2 separate regions of the Homo sapiens genome follow, and region 1 is linked to region 2. The links are chromatin contacts, found by Hi-C or POLR2A ChIA-PET in ENCODE. All regions are on one chromosome and are shown on one strand. Each heading gives the region's core, a stretch centred on a gene start or an enhancer-like site at or near the end of the contact. The rest is flanking DNA. Distances are from core to core; before and after follow the strand shown. Region 1 overlaps IKZF2 (IKAROS family zinc finger 2). Region 2 has its middle 56 kb from the start of SPAG16-DT.

Region 1 (6,579 bases), core at 2,109-4,608, 190 kb after region 2:
TACTTTGCTTCATGTGAACTTTTAACATAGTATTTAAGTGACTTTTTTTTTTTTCTGAGACAGGGTCTCACTCTGTGGCCCAGGCTGGAGTGCAGTGGCGTGATCTCGGCTCACTGCAACCTCCGCCTCCTGGGTTTAAGTGGTTCCCCCGCCTCAGCCTCCCAAGTAGCTGGAATTACAGGCGTGCACCACCACGCCCAACTAATTTTTGTATTTTTAGTAGAGACGGGGTTTCACCGTGTTGGCCAGGCTGGTCTTGAACTCCTGACCTCAGGTGATTCGCCTGCCTCAGCCTCCCAAAGTGCTGGGATTACAGGCGTGAGCCACTGCGCCCACCCTTAAGTGACTATTTAATGATGAATCAATGCTTCTGCTACAAAAATGATTTTTATTAGTTTTGTCTCAGATTTTTCAGTTTTATAGGTGATTATAGTTCTTTCATTCTTATAAATTTGATTACTATATTTTGTACATTATATATATTACACCTTTTACTTTCTTTATTATACCTAATACTCTGAGGGGATAGTGTTTAAATTAAGCCCTGGACCCCTATTAGTCAAAATAATATTTAGCATACTTGTTATTTTAAAAATTCTAGGAGGAAATAGAATTACATGTTTTTTCTAATTAGCATTTCAGGTATATTTTGTATATACTCTTATGCTGTACCCAAATTAAAGGTTTAAAACAGAAGAGTGTATAATTTTAATATATGAGAAACATATATGTGTGTTAAACATTTCTTTTTATAAATTATAAAGAGAAAAATGATGAGTAAGAATGTGTCTCCATAGAGGGGAACAACACATACTGGGGCCTATTGGAGAGTAGAGGGTGGGACGAAGGAGAGAATCAGGAGAAAATAACTAATGGTGCTAGCCTTAATACCTGGATGACAAAATAATTTATACCAAAAAAAAAAAAAAACCCATGACACAAGTTTACCTATATAACAAACCTGCACATGTACCTCTGAACTTAAAATAAAAGTTAAAAAAACAGAATGCATCTCATAGAGTCTCAAAATATTTTTCTACCAGATGAAAAATTCAATTTTGGCTAAGAATTATACTGGTTCAGATTACTATGAAAATTATGTATTGCTCAAAAACGGAATCATCCAAATACATTTGAAAATTAAAAATCTTAATTTCCCAAAGACATTTATTCATTGTCTCTTATAAATCTAAAAAAGCCAAATACTTATTAAGAGAACCATATATTTAAGATACTTGTTCTAAAACTAAGTTATTTTTCAAAGATTTATAAGTAAAATGTCCTTAAGTAAGAAAATAAGTAAAGGAATTGTTTTCTAATATTTTTGTTCATCCTCATTTTAAGAAAATAATTATTTCATATTTTCAATAATGCTATTAAATTCTAAGTAAAACCTCAGCTTTCAATTGAACCAGCATTGAGCATATGATATAATTATTTATTTGTGTATATCACTTAAAAATAACTACTTTGTAAAATTAGTTATCTGTATCACATAACTTTGGAGTAAGAGAGATTTGAGGAACCTTACAATGTCAAAGTTCTTTTGACTTAGGGTTGATATGCCTAAACTATTCTGAACATGTATCTATCTTACTTCCAAACACTTTAGGAATGTTGATTTTTACAACACTACTTTGTGACCTACTCAGTGTTTGACAATTTTCAGCTTATGAAGTTTGTTGTTTATGTCTAATTGTCAGTTTAAAGCTATTCTGTTCCATAAAAAGGAACTGGACCAGATGTACCATATAAATCCCCATCTGTTAAAACAACAACTTCCTCCCAACTAAAAAACATTTTTAGTATATATATATATATGGACTATCTTTATTTTTCAAGTCCCTATAGTTCCAAGGACTATATTTTATCCACAAAAATAGCTCAGAAATATTGAATGCTTATACTAGTTCCTAATATTGACTTTTAAAAATCCCAATTAAATAGCCTAGTTTATATTTTGTTCAGTTATGCCTTCACCTATTATGAGAAAATTCCTGTAAAGTATTATGACTCATCCTATGTTTAAATATATTTCCACATTTATCTTTAATAGAATTTCAAACTAACATGCATTTTTAAGGTATATGCTACATGCCCTCAGAGAAACTGGTAAGACAAGATGGTCTTCTTCATATCTTCAAATTTCTTAAAAATAAAAAAAAAAAATTACCATGTGGCTTGGATCAAGATGGAGCTCATCTTTGACCATATTGTTTAAAGAAACAACATAATGTTAGTTGCTCTAGTTTTAAATCTCATAGAAATAGTCTCTTAATTTGTCATGAGAGTAGTGTACCCTCAAACGCATTGTTGTCTCTTACTAAGGAATTTATTATCACAATCACATCGTTTCTTTAAATTGACAACTGATCAGTGATTTCATAAGCTAAAGTATTTTCTAATGTACTGTAGCATTTGTCATCACTTACTCTCTTTTATAATACACCAGTTTCTATTTTGTTTTATTTAAATTATCTTCCCTTCTTCTTTTGAGTGTTGTGGTCTGCTCTTTCTTGTCTTTCTTATAATTCTTTTTCCCTCAATCCTTCATCCATTTGCTTCCATATTACTTCACTTTTTTTTTTTGTAATGACTTCCAGAAAAAAAGTACATAAATAACTTCTTCAGTGTATGTATCATGCAAAATGTTTTGTATAAGATGGGATAGCTGCAAGTTATACACCTTTGGATATTAATAGTAGTGATAGTTTTGTGGAATGATTGAGGACAAAAATTTCTGAAAATTAGGTACTTGGCCAGAAGATTATGATAATCGGTTGTTTTCCTATTTACATTATTTTAAAACCAGACCAGCTGGACACGGTGGCTCACGCCTGTAGTCTCAGCACTTTGGGAGGCCGAGACGGGCAGATCACGAGGCCAGGAGATCGAGACCATCCTGGCTAACACGGTGAAACCCCGTCTCTACTCAAAATACAAAAAAATTAGCTGGGCGTGGTGGCAGGCCCCTGTAGTTCCAGCTACGGGAGGCTGAGGCAGGAGAACGGCGTGCATCTGGGAGGCGGAGCTTGTAGTGAACAGAGATCCTGCCACTGCACTCCAGCCTGGGTGACAGAGTGAGACTCTGTCTCAAAAAAGAAAAGAAAAGAAAAGAAAACAAAACAAAACAGACCACCATGACTTTTTTTTTTTTTTTAAGGATAGAAACATTGAATTAAATTATGCTGGTTTAGAAATTGAATCCAGTGCAGCTCATTCATAATAGTGATGGTGCATTAAATGTAGTATAATTTGTCTTGCAGGCTTCTCATGAGAAGGAACTATTTTAAACTGATTGTAGACCTGGCACCTGGCCCACTTTCTGGGTGATCTCCCAAGTGTGAACTTTCCCTACCCTTAGCCCCTCCTTTCCTTCCTGGAGGTGGCTGATAGAGGTGGATTATACTGATAATTACACAAGCAGTGTCAGTTGCACACATGATTTGCATAACTGTGCTGTGCTGATTTCATCCATCAAATTCTGATACTGATGCCTTTGGTGCCTCACTGTATGCTTTGCAATAAACACTGAAGAAAGGAGATGGGATTAATATTTTCATTCTTGACTCTTAAAACACACACTTGAGGTCCTACTCATTGAAATTTACCTAGAAGGTAAAAGCCACTTTCAGTCAGGCCGGCTGTAAGACAGCCCATTTGATTTCCACCAGGTAGAACGCCTCTTTCCCCCTACCCCAGACCAATAACCATTATGTATCTACTCTTCGTTATTGTTTCTAATAAAAGAAAGTAAAACTTTTAATAGCATATACAATCACATCTTTTATGAATTGTAGTAGTCATGCTTCTTTCAGACCCTATTTCTAGAAGGAATTAATAAGCCTTTCTTTTATAATTCTATGCAGCTCTTTTCACTTTGGTGCAAGTCATTTAGAAGATCAATTTATTGTAGGAAGCTTTCCTTCCTCCTTTATTATCAGGAGTTCTAAAGAAATGGACAAGATTCTTAGCTGCTTTCTCATTGTTCTGAATAATCTACACTGTCCTCATTCCAAAGCTTGCTACCACAGTTTTGTACCCTGCATGGATTTAGTGTGGACAGTCTTAACTTTGGCCATTTCACATTTTCCCTTCCACACCATGAGTCTGCAGGCCTGGCATGTTTGGAACTCCACAACAGAAGTGGAGAGGCTGCACGCAAACTTTATTACTCACCTAGTATCCAGAAGGGCATGACACACTGGGACTTGTGTGTGTGTGTGTGTGGTGTGTTTTGTTTGGATGTTTTTTTCTAACCTAACCTTTACCATTTCTTTCAATTTTTCCTACTTGATCTGTGTATGTGAGTCAAAGAAACCTGTTCATCCACAGCCTATACTATCTTGCCAAATACTGTAAGAAAACTCTCAAATGGTAGAAAATCAGACAAATAAGAAAGATAAAAACCAAGTATCATTCATCATAAGCATGTAAAATATATTTAGAATATAATTAAAGTTTTATGTAAGGTATCAGAAATCTATCAGAGTGGAGTCCTTTTAAATTGTATAGAAATATGATGATAATGATTATAAGCAACTGGATAAGAATAAAAGGTCCTAGATCCAGCATCTCAAAGAAGAGATTTTGCATCTTCATCCCTTATATACCATATTGATTGAATGAATTAATGGACAGATTATTTTATTTGAATATTCTTATATTAACTAGAAAGGTTTTAAAGATTCATGGAGGTCAATGGTGGTTGAGTATGTTTCCTAGTACATGATAAGTATTAGTCTATTACAAAAATTAAAAATTATGGGTATATTTAATAAGTTCTTATTTTGTGACAAGCATTATGTTAAGGGCCTTATTTTGCAGATAAGTAGAGTCAAGTTTAAAGAAAGAGATGTTACCTAATGTCCTCACGCAGTCATTTTACATATTACATGTATGCCTCCTCAGCTTATACAGATTATACTTTCACCTTATTTTTCTTTTATTTTCCATGGTTTGGCAACAATGTATTATTGGATTAGATTTCAAACACACACATACACACCCACAGCACAATAAAACAAGAATTGTATCATGCTCTTATAAACAAAAATCTATCATGAGGCTTGAAGACATATAGCAGCTTAGAACAAAATAAATCTAACAATAGTATAAATTATATTTGTGAGAGTACTTTAAAAATTATGATCTGATATAGCAAAAAAAATCATACCTTGATAACTATATGTTTACATTTTATCCAACTTCCAATATACTCATGAAAGCTGAGATATAAGCTCTGGTCTGTCTGAATCTAGGGTCTCTGCTCTCAGCCACTATACTCCTGCTTCCCAATCTATTCTCCAGATAGCAACCAGAATGTTACTTTAAAATCTGATTTAAACCATGTCACTCCTCTTCTTAAAATATTTTAATGGTTTTCCATTGCTTTTATAATAAAATCAAACTACTAATCATGGCCATTGGTGGTTCTGCCCACTTCTACTGTCTGATCTTCTACTACTTTACGCCTCACTCTGGGTTCTTTGCAACCCGAGGTTTCTTTATTCTTTCCTACTGTTTTTGAACTAATGGATGATCCTAGAAGTCAACACCTTCAGCGTTTTCCCAAGATCTTGGCATAGTTGCCTTATTATCTTTCAGATGTTAGTTTAAATGTCATCTCTTTGAAAATAGTGGCATCCATAAGCAACCTACCAGAAGCATCCCCTTAGTTCTATTTTGCTATCTCTATCTTAATAAAAAGCTTGAATCAGAATCTGTGGTTATGTTGGTGTTTAGTTTATACACATGTTGTCTGTGCCATCCCACCTCACTCGAATGTAAGCTCTGTGAGATTGTGGACTGCAAGACTGTCTTTGTGGAGCTTACATTTTAATAAGGGGAGACGGGCAAGAATCAGTTAAAAAATCATATAATATGTTAGAAGATGTTGACTGCTACAGGGAAAAAAAAAGATTTTCCACTTATTGATCATTTATTGTGTGTTAAGTACCTTGAGTTTTCCATATGGATTAAAAAAAATATATACTCACAGAAATGCTGTGAGTTAGGTACAACTATTTCCTAATTTAACGTAACCTAGGCTTCACACACAACTGGCATTAGGGTTAGAATTTGAGATCCAAGTAAGAAACCACATTCTGGATATACAAATACATATTCTTTATATGAATATTCCATAAGTTAGAGCAAGCTATTTGCTTCTGAATTGATTATTTTGGGAGCTGTTTGCTATCCAAATTATTTGCTTACTCATAAGCCTGAGTTCTTGTAATATAGAAAGTCAGATGAAAGGAAATACAAGCATAACTTCCTTTATTGTGCCTTACTTTATTGCACTTCACAGATAACTGCGTTTTTTACAAATTGAAAGTTTGTGGTAACCCTAATTCCAAGCAAGTCGGTTGATACCATTTTTCCAATGACACATGCTCACCTCATGTCTCTCTGTCACATTTAAATAATTCTTGCAATATTTCACATTTGCTCATTATTATGTCTGTTTTGTGATCTGTGATCTTTCTTGTTATTATTATAACTGTTTTAGGATACCACGAACCACACCTATACAGGCTGGCAAACTTGAATTTTTGTGTTGATAAATGTTGTGTA
Region 2 (7,342 bases), core at 3,516-6,015:
TATATTTAAGGAGTAATATAATAAAAGCAAACCTAAAAATATCAAAGTTCAAGAAAATACTTCATAAAACACAAATATTTTTGCTACATTGAACTGAGATATCATGTACTGCTGTCAAACCATTTTCTAACAAGAACTCTAAATGCTCGCACTGGTGTATTAAAAATTCACTCAGCAGGTGGGCAAATGTTGTAAGGATCAAGCAGAACAAGAGAACACAAAAGCAGTTCTAGTTTGTACATAGGTGGACATGGTGATGGGCCCTCAGGAATCTAGATACTCTATTAATTATCTCCCACATTCTTATTTTTCTACTCTAGCCAAACTCACATAAGATTGGAAAACAGAATTTCTGGGGAATCAATAGCATGTTCTTTCTCCAGCTGTGCCTGCTAATACTAGAGAAAAGCTAACCTTACCTTTAGAATTAAAAGATCTATGAAAGCAAAAAGACAGCTTAATTAGGGACACATTTTAGAGTCACCTGGGGACCATTTTAAATGCATAGCTCCCAAGGCAGGCTAACTGAACAGAATTTGTGGGGACGAAGCCCTAACATGTATATACATATTAAATATATTTTATATTTAAACCTCCACAGATGATTAGAATGTCTGATTATCACATATTTGTAGAGGAACCTACAATATTTATCCTATATAATACAATTATTATATAGGATAATAATTATCCTATTATCCTAGGATAATAAAAAGTAAAAGAATCTAGTGGTAAAATAATGTAAAAATCTTTGCTCATTTATCTAATTCCAAAGTTGAGAATTAAGATCATTAACCATTAATAAAATGCATTTAATAAGACAAATGAAACAATTAATTTAAGTCCTTACATAATGTTAATCTAACTCATGTCTGCCTTAGCAACGTGAAGTCAACATGGTGATGTAAGGTAGGTATTTTCTAAATTTCTTTCATCAGTGTTCAATAATTTTTAATTTTAAAAAAGTTAAACATCATTTAAACAATATATTAAACATATTAAAAAACTCAAAAATTCACAAAAAAGTAAATTTCCATTAATAAACACGGTTTCCTGTTTATAAGCATAGCTTTTCTGTCACCAAAGCACTTTTTTAACTGAAACATATATGACCTAATAATATAAACCTTTCTTATATACACTGCTTACTTCAAGAGAACTCAGAGATCTATGGATGCTATATCATCACTTCAAAATTTCTATAAGGAGTTAGTTTTATACCTATATATAAGAAATTGAGGTATACACTTATTAATAAACTCACAGGAGCCTATAGCTAGACCAGAAATAGAATCCAGGTTACGTATTTTTAGACTAGTGCCTCTTTAATTTTCACACACAATATGATACCTACCCATATGCTTCAAAAGGACGCAGATTTTAACAAGGAGAATAGCAGGAAAGAGAGAATTTGAATAACCCTAGAAGTGAATAAAAATCTGCATGGTGTTGCCATAAGCATTATTGAAGTCTTCTCTTTAAACCACCCATGGCTTCCTTCAAATCGTTATTTTTTTATTCTAAGTTCAACTCGCCACTTTTCCTTACTCTAAGGACACATATAGCTCTCTCCAGGACATAACAACAATCATGGGAATAGCTGCTTATTCTATATTCCAGGCACCTCCTATATGCCAGACAGTTTCAGGCATCCACTGAGGCTCTTGGGACATACCCCCAGCAGATAAGTAGGGACTGCTGTACACATGTTAGAGAAGAAAACGTTAAGGAATTCATCAAGAGGCAATAGAGTATAGTATCAAAGTATTAACAGATACTCTGAGATTAGACTGCCAGTTTTAAATACTGGCTCTGCAATTTGTCACCTTTTTTTTTTTTTTTTTTTACCTTGGGCAAATTCCTTAAATCTCATTAGGTACTTGACACAAATTTTATTTAATGGTCGTAACAACTCTATAAGTTAGTTATTACTACCGTTAATAGGCGAGGAAATTGAGGCTCCATGTTTTACCAAATGAAAACTTGAGTTATTTGAACACATTCGTGGGGAAAATGAGAAACTGATATTTCAATTTTTTCTATTTGATTTTGTGTTTACTTCAATTTACTTCAGGTGAGCAGCCAGATAAGGAAGGGAAGGATAACTCAGTGGTGACCAATGGTCACCCTTAGGTTCACTCTTAATACAGTAGTTTCCCCTTCTTGGTGGTTTTGCTTTTCATGGTTTCATTTATCCATGGTTCAAAAATATTCAACTGAAAATTCCAGGAAAAAATAATTCATACGTTTTAAATCGTCCGTTCTGAGTAGTGTGATGAAATCTTGCATGGACCCATTCTGTCCCAGCTGGGACGTGAGTCATCTCTTTGTTCAGCATCTCCACATTGTTTATGCTATATGCCCGTCAGTCACTGTTTAACTGCCTCGGTGATCAGAACAACTGCTACGGTACCACAGTGCTTGGGTTTGGTACTATCCACAGTTTCAGGCATCCACTGGAACTCTTGGGACATATCCCCAGCAGATAAGGAGGGACTGCTGTACACACGTTAGAGAAGAAAATGTTAAAGAATTCATCAAGAGGAAATAGAGTATAGTATCAATGTATTAATAGATACTCTGAGGTTAGACTGCCAGTTTTAAATACTGGCTCTGCAATTTATCACCTTTTTTTTTTTTTAACCTTGGGCAAATTCCTTAAATCTCTGTTATTATTTCATCTTCTTTAAAAATGATACCAATTTTTCCTATCTCAAAGAGTTTTGTAAGGATAAAAAGAGACAATAATGCATTTCAATGTTTAGTTTTCCACGTGGCTCATAACCAGTGCTCAACAAATATCAGCCACTGCTCTTCCAGAAAGGCTAACACTGTTTGAGACCCTGGTGAGGGCCCCAGCACTACTGATTCTGATAATCTCTTTGTTATCAATAACAGCAGACAGCCAATCACAAAACTGTCTCTGGGCAATCACATTTCCCCAAATAGGATATTAATATTTGCGGTAGTAAAAACAGAGATTTTCTGCACATTTTATTTAGACCTAAGTTGGTTTGGAGTTGTTAAAATACCTACCATTTAAAAATACCACTTACTATTATCCAGGCTGTAAGTGTATTATTTCTTTTAATTCTCCAAATCTTGCTATGAGGAAAGACACTATCATCAGAGATACGAAGTAGATGCATAAAGAGGTTATATAACTTTATCATTTAACAAATGACAGATAACGGGTTGTGAAGCCAGGACTCAGATCCAGATATCTAGGCCATATAGTGCTCACTTATGCATTTTACTATAGTGCTTCTCACTATGCTATATATTTGATTATTTTATTCCCATAACTCTGCTTCACAGAAGTCATCTAAGACTTGCTTTATCACTCCCCATTCCCAGCATTTTAAATCCTTGAGTTCTTTTGTGATATGGATAGGCATCATCTAGGCTGAGTCATGAAAGAGGATGCAGGGTGATCTGATTTCTTATTACCTGACAGGACCTTTGCTTTGGGATTATAGCATTCCAGAGTTCCACACCTGATCCCACCATTTGCTGCTATGTGCTCCTTATGTCAAGTCAGCACATTACCAATGTCTTTTGAGTATTAAAAATTGAAAAACAGTGACCATAAAATGTGATACTGCTCATTAAATTAAATGTAAAATGAAAATCTTGCACAAATAAAATTTAGTGTTAATTCTTTCTGACTTGAAGGGTAATATATTAAGAATAGTGTGTGCATTTTAACACGGTGCAAGAATGTCGACATTACAAGTCAGGCTCCTGTTTGGATTGTATGGGGGCATCCTCACCAGGATTATCGTACAGGTTCTCCATGAAAGAGTGCTGCAACTTAATCCAAATTTCCAGCCACCTATATTATGTAGAAAAAGATTTGTTTCAAGACTTCCAATCTTATCTGCAGTTTGTTGATCATAGAGAGTAAGACTTTATCTGAATAAAGATTGTAATTATCACTTGAACCTGAGAGGTTAAAGTTGCAGTGAGCCGAGATCATACCACTGCACTCCAGCCTGGGTGACAGAGCAAAAAAAAAAAAAAAAAATTATAATTAAGTACTCTTTCTTATGAAGCATGCATGCATGTGCAGACACACACACACACACACACACAGAGAGAGCTAGAAAAGATTTCTTACACTGTGTTCTTTACATAAACACAAGGCCTTAGCCTAATTTTTTCCCCTCAAACTTAAAAGTATGTCTCATCCCTGGGACAGCCAGGAGGAGCTTATGGTGGCCTAAGTAGTCTAATCCCTTTACTCCACCGCGATATCTTATACATTGTTATTTTCAATATGTATCATATGTCCTAAGTTTGGGGAGTACCAGTGAAGACATTGTTCAGTGCTCTCAATGTATAGGTAGAGTCTATATTAATCACCAGTGCACATACTTTCAGTGAACAATTGGTATAGTTTATAATTAGGGCTTTATATTGTATGTCTAGATTTGCTGTTTATTTTTCAAATAATTCATTATTATTATTTTACAAAGGTATCTGCCCATGATGAAGTTGGGGAAAAATGGTCCTTTAAACATAGTTAGAGAGGGACATGCTCCAGGCTACATCTATCTCAATAAAAGTAAGGTCATTTCCTCTGCTCTTCTCCAGTGCTGGATTCCCTCCCAAATGCTTTTTTATACTCAAGAAGAATTGATTTTAGTTTCTCAACACTCAAGCCAGGACCCACACCTGCTCCCTTGAGGTTGGAGGAGTCATAATCACTTCCTGATGGCAAGTGCACTCTTGCATGAGACCATGATCCTGGTGTGGTCACCAACTGCAAAGGCCTGGTGTTTATGTGAAACCTAGCTAGTAGAAAACATACTTCATTTGCTTCCATATGGTTAGCACTAGGGTAAGTTTTCCTTGTCTGCTGAACTTTCCCAGGGCTGCCAATGGTAAATACCATTTCTGCCCATTATAGTTTTCTTAAACCTTGACTGTCATGCCCTTTTCTCATGTTACTTGGGTTGCAGTGTTTGAACTTACTAGACTGCCTCACATAACCTGTTCCCTGGTTAATAGGGACAGCATCTATTCTGTATCCTTCATGGATTATATTGCCTCATTAATTCAGAATCGTGATTCTCATTCACCAACATGACCTGGTGTAGGAGTCAGCCCAACAGCCCCATTTCTTCCTACGTTTATGGTAACTTTATCTTAGAGAGAAATTGCCTTTGTATGTTAAAAGACATAGGACAATGCTAATCCCAGCAATTGCCACAACTTTAAATCTAATGTGGAAGAAGTTTAGGGTCTTTATCCCTTTTCTACTAAATAGCAGCTGGGTTTGATCATCTCCTTCCCCAGCAGGCTTCAAGCTTTCCTCATTAGTAGTAGCTTTTGCCAAAGAATATACACCACATACACTAATTCCGCTTCCCCGGAAACTCCTTTACATATTTTTCCATTTTTGTTCACCTTAACATTTTTCATACATCACAGTTCATTTTAGACTTTAGTACCTTTGACATTATCCTGACAGTCAGTATCATTGTAATATTTAAGTAGGTAGCCTTTCTTCTTGTGTCTCACCAATTTAAAATCTGATCTTGTCAGCTGTTTCCTGGGGAGTTACACTGGTTTCGTTCAGTACATTGCCCTGTATTGTGTTTCTTCCAGACGATATGAAAATGTATAGGCCAACAGTACCAATTTCCCTAATAGCTTTCTTCACCTTTTACTGGATGAAAACTATCAGTGAGATAAAACAAGACCTTATCAAATGCTCAGCTTTCAAGAAATTAGATTTTCAGTTAAATGTGCACTTAAAGTCCAACTTGTCATTTGCACCAGGTGAATATTATCTATTCACTTTCTTTGGTCAAGTTCTCTCTAATACTCTTCTACAGTGATAATAATAATTAATTTTTATTGAGCACCTTCTTTATGCCTGGAGATTTGCGTTTAATCTTATTTAATCCTCACAATAACCCTATGTGGTAGGTATTATCATCACCCACATTCTACATATACGGAATTTGAAGGACAAAGAGATTAAATAAGTTGTCCAGGGTTCCACAGCTATAAGTGACATATTCAAGATAGGAGCCCAGGCAATCAACTTCAAAGTTCAGCCTGGTAACCACTGGGAGATACTGCCTAATTTTGTTTCTAATCTCTTTTTAGCCTCACACACATACCCTCCACAATTCTATAGATTTTCCTGAAGGAATATATCTTCACCGTACTGCTCTACCATACCTTTCTTAATAATAGTTCTGTTTCTTTTGAACCCAGGATCATCATATCCTATCATAGTGTATTCTAGTAGTGAATTTCCTCCTTCATGCCCTCTCGTGTCACGTGAACTTCCTTATGTCACAACCTCAGTTTCATTTTGTTTATTAATCATGTTTTTCAACTACTCTGGCCCCTAGGTAATACAAGTAAAACAGACGATCTGACCAGATGAATCTAATTTACTTCCCTCAAAAGTATATGAAATTTTGACAAATACAGAGAGGAGCATACCCTGATAGTTCCATTACTTATCTTAGATAGTTTTTAAGTGAGAACATTAAAAGAAGGGTTATTTATAAGGTTAAAGTTGGAAGAGATTTTGGAATTCATCTAATTCGACACCCGCTTTTACCTTTTAGAAAATGATGCTTTGGTATGTTAAATGATCTGCTTACAGTTAAAGCAGCTAGTTTATATATTATTTTTTCCATAGTAATACTTTCAGTAAGTTATCAACAGTGAAAAATATACTCCTTTTTAAATGTATTTATATTAACTTCATGATTATTTAACATCTTTTTCCCCAATTTAATATGTAGTAAACTTAAAATACACCCTTTTATCACTTTGTATTTTTAGTTAAGAAGGTTATAGTTATTTCAATTAATGTGTAGAAAACTAGATATTGTTATGTAAAAACTTCTACTTTAATTAGGCAACACATATTTTGGAAGACACATGTGATAGCCACGTACACAAAAATTTCATAGTATTTCTGATCAAAAAAAATTCTAAAACGTCAAATATAAAAAAATTGACCAGAAATTATAATGACAAGAACATGAAATGTCTTAATTAGTGACACTAATTAAGTGTCAAAATAATAAAAATAGTATACAAGTTATAAAAGTAATCTCAGAGAAATATACATTCAGTGGAGAAACATACAGCGACATTTTCTCTGTTTTCTTTCTCCCTCCTCAGAGATTTAACGGGTTGCTTCTCTCATCCTAGTAACACTGGATTTGATAAGTATATAGCAGTTACCTATGGTTGTTTATTTCATTATTTTGCCATAAATGTTATTTACTGACACATGTTATAAAACTATTCTGGTTTTAAACATAAGCATTATTTAAAAAATAGTGGAGCATTATGAAGAAAAAGT

The links. A loop is a pair of places that touch in the nucleus more often than their neighbours do. ChIA-PET counts read pairs that join two places held with the same protein, here RNA polymerase II (POLR2A). Pooled maps may share reads with other maps.
Region 1: a loop to region 2 is called in a map of Ramos, with 2.2 times the contacts of the local background. The contact joins two enhancer-like sites. A Hi-C loop is called at or near these places in 8 of 168 maps with a recorded cell type or tissue (B cell, GM12878, GM13976 and 3 more), 32 of 37 single-sample maps with no recorded cell type and 9 of 50 pooled maps. POLR2A ChIA-PET finds 5 or more read pairs at or near these places in 2 of 52 experiments (GM12878 and OCI-LY7).

What each region holds. Positions count from the first base shown.
Region 1 is chr2:213,034,595-213,041,173 of GRCh38, reverse strand. The region is part of intron 6 of IKZF2 (IKAROS family zinc finger 2); the gene reads left to right. Among named protein-coding and RNA genes, the nearest start is that of MIR4776-2, 110 kb to the right of the region's middle. RefSeq lists an enhancer at 3,022-3,291. Within about 2 kb of position 3,358, at least 6 of the 41 ENCODE cell types and tissues checked have a DNase peak (open chromatin) inside an H3K27ac peak, as active enhancers do; they include B cell, GM12878 and OCI-LY7, where a contact is called at or near this core.
Region 2 is chr2:213,225,019-213,232,360 of GRCh38, reverse strand. No RefSeq gene overlaps it. Among named protein-coding and RNA genes, the nearest start is that of SPAG16-DT, 56 kb to the left of the region's middle. Within about 2 kb of position 4,765, at least 3 of the 41 ENCODE cell types and tissues checked have a DNase peak (open chromatin) inside an H3K27ac peak, as active enhancers do; they include B cell, GM12878 and OCI-LY7, where a contact is called at or near this core.